Linked DNA regions of Homo sapiens: region 2 is linked to region 1. Evidence: chromatin loops called from intact Hi-C (ENCODE). Cell type or tissue: prostate gland. All regions are shown on one strand.

Region 1 (2,500 bases):
CCAAAACGCTTCCAGTGCTACAGCCCAGATGCTCCACCACAAAAGAAAGCAACGAACTGAAAGGGAGCCAAGGCCCCTGGGCCAGGGTGAACCTCAGGATTCCCAGGAGCACCTGGCTCCCCACAGTGGGGAGCAGCAGGAGCCGGGCTGACATGGACCGGACTGGTAACGTGGATTATTTGACTGGGGCGAGTTCCAATGACCATGGGCGCTTTTTAATCTGGCTTTACAGTCACACTGGGGATAGGAAGGTGCTCCAGGGAAGAGAAGAAGGTTGTTGTTTTTAGACATTTGCTAGTGAAATCCTGCTGCGGAGGCTTTCTCACATTCCCTCCCCCAGCTCCTTCAGCAGCGCAGTGTGGGAGGGGGAGAGGGAAGGGAACCGATGTTTACTAAGCACCCACTATGCTCCAGGCACAGTGCCAGGTGCACAGTGCCAGGCACTGTTTGATTAATCATTCAGCACAAGCCTGAGAAATAGGTATTACTATTCTTTTTATTGAGAAAAGGTAAGGGCTTTGTCCTAAGTCACACGGTAAGTGACAGAGCCAGGATCTGAACAGGATGGTCTACCTGTGGGTCCGTGTTGGTGGTTGTGCTAGTCTGCACTCACAGCAAGTAGCAGCTGTGGGATTTGAGAGAAAGTATGAATAGGGAGAATCTTCCAAAGCACCAGGAGGTAGCAACTCTGTGGCCTGGGTCTTCTCTCCTAAGAGATTGTAAAATTTAAAAGCTGCAAAGGAGCCTTTGAGCCACTCTTGGAAAGAGAGTTCTTGAACAGAACACCAAACCAGATCCATCATTCGAGTTGGGGAGGAGGGTTGTTTATCTTGGATTGGGGGACTGCCAGTCTCTGGAACAAAGGCTCTGCTTCTCAGCTGCTTTGAACACACAGCTCCTTTAAAAACCTGGCCCTGGGACTTGGCGTCCACGGCTTGAGAGGTCAAGGTCCAGCTCGATAGCTTCCAGGGTCTCAGGGAAGTCAGTGTGGGAGCCTTGATGAGTCAGAGACTGCACAACACTGCCATCTCCTGGGAGCAAGGTCCACTCTGGCCTGGTCAGACAGAATCCCAGCTCAAAATACCTGACTAAATCATGCATGAGGCTCTCTACCACCCCAGGGAACCTTCTGTGGTCACGTTATGAATCAGGATTGCCTGTGTTTGTGTATTAGATTACAAAGCCTGTGGAGATCGAAGGCATGGGTTTCCAAGTCAAACATTCAATCGTTCATTTTTTTTTCATTTGACAAATGTTTACTGAGCACCTATTTTGTGCCAAGCACTGTGCTAGGCACTGAGTACATAAGGATGATCAACATAAATGGTCGTGGCCAGGCGTGGTCTCTCATGCTGCTAATCCCAGCACTTTGGGAGACTGAGGCAGGAGGATCACTTGAGCCCAGGAGTTCAAGACCAGCCTGAGAAACATAGTGAGACCCTATCTCTACAAAAAATAAAACTAGCCAGATGTGGTAGTGCACACCTGCAGTCCCAGCTACTCAGGAGGCTGAGGCAGGAGGATTGCTTGAGCCCAGGAGGTGGAGGTTGCAGTGAGTCATGATTGTACCACTGAACTCCAGCCTGAACAACAGAATGAGACTGTCTCAAAAGAAATAAAAATTTTAAAAAGACAAATGGTCCTTAACTTCATGAAGCGTATAGTCCAGTGGTGAAGATGGACTGTAAATAAGGAATTATCTCGTGAACAAAGAATGTATTCGTTACTACTGCAATGAGTGCTGAGAAGGAAAAGCATTGGTGCTGCAGGAGTTTATATTGGAGAGGAGGATTGTAGGGGGACCCTGGCCTAGTCAGGCAGTCAGGGAAGCCTTTTCTAAAGACATGACCTACATGCAGACAGCTGAAGGATGTATAGGAATTAGCTAAGAACAACATGTGAGGAGGCCATGAGATAAGAAGGAGCCTGGCCTGCTTGAAGAACTAAAAGAACGCCGGGCACGGTGGCTCACGCCTGTAATCCCAGCACTTTGGGAGGCCGAGGCGGGTGGATCACGAGGTCAGAAGTTCAAGACCAGCCTGGCCAAGATGGTGAAACCCTGTCTCTACTAAAAATACAAAAATTATCTGGACATGATGGCGGGCACCTGTAATCCCAGCTACTTGGGAGGCTGAGGCAGAGAATTGCTTGAACCCGGGAGGCAGAGGTTGCAGTGAGCTGAGATCACGCCACTGCACTCCAGCCTGGGTGACAGAGTGAGACTCCATCTAAAAAAAAAAAACAAAACAAAACTAAAAGAAGTTCTCCATTGATGGATCCCTGGGAGGAGGAAAACAGTAGTGTGAGGTGAGGAGATCACACAGGGCCTTGACTTCGAGCGTCAAGTGAAGGATGTGGCTCCACACTGGTCAAGTCTCTTTTTGTTACATGGAACTCATTTAAGTAAAAAGGCAATGTGCTGGTTCCTGTAGTTGAAGTTCCAGATATGGCTGAATCCAAGAGCCCAGGGTTTTCGTGGCGGGGCACAGTGGCTCACACC
Region 2 (2,500 bases), 240 kb before region 1:
TATGTGCACCCTTCTTAGAGCCTGTATCCCACCTTAGACTATACACCAGGGGGCAGTGACTGCCTTATCTCCATCCCAGATTAGAAGCTTTAACAGCAAAGACCAGGTCTCCCTCACGTCTGCATTGCCCACAGGCCCAGAAAAATGGTGACATGGGTTGAGATGGTGGAGTCAGAACTGGGTTTAATGTAACTTTGCCACTTACTATTTAATGTGACCATGGGCAGCCCACTTCTTAACCTCTTAGAGACTCAGTTTTTGTATGTTTAAAAGAAAGATGACTATAATACCTACCTTCAAATGGTTGTTGTGAGGATTTGATGAGAAAATACCAAGCACGATGTATTCAATAAAGGGTAGCTATGAACACAGTGGTACAGTGCTTTGCAATTAACCACTGACTTTCACACATATTGTCTTGTATGATCCTGTGCCAGTGAACTCAGGAGGCTCTCCCAGACCCCATCTGCTCTCCCAAGCTGTGAGCATCAATTCTAACAGTGTCCATCAGCCAAGGTGCATGGAAGCAACAGAGAAGAGAGACTGATTCTGCCTTGGGGAGAGATGAAGCAGAAATGGGGGTGGAGGGGTACAGATTTAAACCAATTTTTTAAAATGGCTGATTACACTGATCACTTCTGAACTGGTTCTTGAAGGAGGGTTTAGAGTTTGCCAAGCAGAGAAGAGGGTTCCAACGGTCATGTGTACACAAAAGATTTGGTGTTTGGCCAGGTTAATAGAACAATCTGGAAAGATAAATTGGGATCAGACTTTAGACTGCCCAAGAGTCATCCGAAGGGATTTGAACTGTCTTCTTCCTACCTCGACTTACAGGTTCTCAGCTTTGCATAACAGCTCCCAACTCTTCCTCCTGGAGGCCTGCTGATTACCGGCATGAGCTGAAATACTGGGGACAGCCACAGCCTGAACTCAGCAGCACCCTGCAGCATGCTACTTTCTCTCTCCTCCTGCCTTCCTCTCCCTAGGAAGTGAAACCACACAATAAACCAGGCACGCAGGGTTCCTGTCCCTCCACTTTCCTAGACTGGGCCACACTTGATCATTCTTGAAGTCATCACAACCCTGCGGGTCTGTACTTGAAATTTCACATATAATTTGTCACAGCTAGAAAGCCTGTTTCTAATAAAACATTTTCCTCTTTGCTTCACCTTCTGAATACTCAAGTTCAGCTCAGGTTCTGGTTATTCAGCCAGTGCTGAAAAGGAGAAAGCAAGAGCTAGTGAAGTCTAACAATTTATTTTTTTTAATCTTAAAACTTTAAAAACAAAAACAAAAACACTAATGCGGCTTCCCAAACTTAGCCATCTCTTTTATACACCTAACCTAGAGCTCCTGACACAGGCATAGGAACTTCTGATATTTGTTCACAGAAGAAACAACCAGAACCTTCCCTGAATTTGAGGCTGCACTGCTAGGGAAGGCTCCCCGGGAGAGGCTGGCATTCACAGAGCCACCGTGTGAGGACGGCGTTTTAAACTGCAGACAATAAAGTGCTCATCATGTGTAAAAAGCCATTAAAAACCTCCAGTGCGAATCACCTTGGTCATGCCATCCTCCCGAGTTTATTATTGTCTTTCCCCTGCTCTTATCCAAACAGCCTGGACAGCTTGTTTATGGAGGGCTCTAGAGCAGCCTCGTAGCAAGGGAGGTGATGACAGAATCACGGGGTGTTGTGGCCACACTGAGCGCAGCTAAGAAAATCTCAGGGGGAGGCCGTGGGACAGGCAAGGGAATGCCTTTCAGTCCAAAATAAGCCTGTCCAGAAAGGTACAGCTGGTTGATGAATAGTTGCTCAATGAATACATGTAGAATGAATAATGAAAGAACCACCTGAATCTTACGGCAACTAGTGAAAGGTATCAGCAAGAAAGAAGCCAAATTCTTCCCAAAATACACAGCATACCCCCAATTTTATCCCTCCTCCTCCCAAGAAATCTGTTTTTGTTTCCAAGGTTGAGTACAGAGATCACACTCACTGAGAACTTTTGTTTAAAATATTTAAGATTTATTTTTCTCCCAGAAAAAATATAGAAATATATTTATAGAAATACAGAAGAAAATATAGAAATATAGAAAAAAACCTTGCAACCCAAAGGGCAATGTATATTACACATGTCTATTCTACATTAATATATCCATATTTTGTGTTTCTTTCATAAAATTTGAGATCTGGTTAGAGATAGTTTTGTTTCCTACATTTACACACTATACCCTTTATCAAGCATAGAAAAATCCAGAAGCTAAATTTTCTTCACCTACCAGAAGTAAAACCACACTGCATTCCTGAAGGTGGAGCCTTTTTTTTTTCCTAGAGATACAACAGCTTTTAAAGAGAGGGGGAAAATAAAAATAAATGGTCCCCAAGTAAAGACAGGGAAGATGTGGTGTCACTATCAGCAACCCCCGCCAAGTTTGCCCATTTCTTATCTGAAGCGCTTCTCCTCACACCCAAAGTTAATTTGTTTTGTTAATCCCAACT

What was found. Hi-C counts contacts between places; a loop is a spot of excess contacts. Peaks named below come from ENCODE experiments on the same cell type or tissue, not always from the same donor. Only the 100,000 strongest peaks of a DNase experiment are listed, where the experiment ranks them.
Region 2: it touches region 1 in a loop (3-fold over the local background); 9 of 110 quality-filtered maps call a loop at or near these places.

What each region holds. Positions count from the first base shown.
Region 1 is chr1:63,673,119-63,675,618 of GRCh38, reverse strand. All of the region lies in intron 1 of LOC105378771 (a long non-coding RNA gene), which reads right to left. Among named protein-coding and RNA genes, the nearest start is that of PGM1, 81 kb to the right of the region's middle. RefSeq lists an enhancer at 152-653. In prostate gland, a CTCF peak has its summit at 1,031 (motif pointing left); a DNase peak (open chromatin) is centred at 1,008.
Region 2 is chr1:63,912,875-63,915,374 of GRCh38, reverse strand. The region is part of intron 1 of ROR1 (receptor tyrosine kinase like orphan receptor 1); the gene reads right to left. Among named protein-coding and RNA genes, the nearest start is that of ROR1, 140 kb to the right of the region's middle. In prostate gland, no CTCF peak of the experiment used is centred here; a DNase peak (open chromatin) is centred at 1,029; H3K27ac peaks cover 1,735 bases.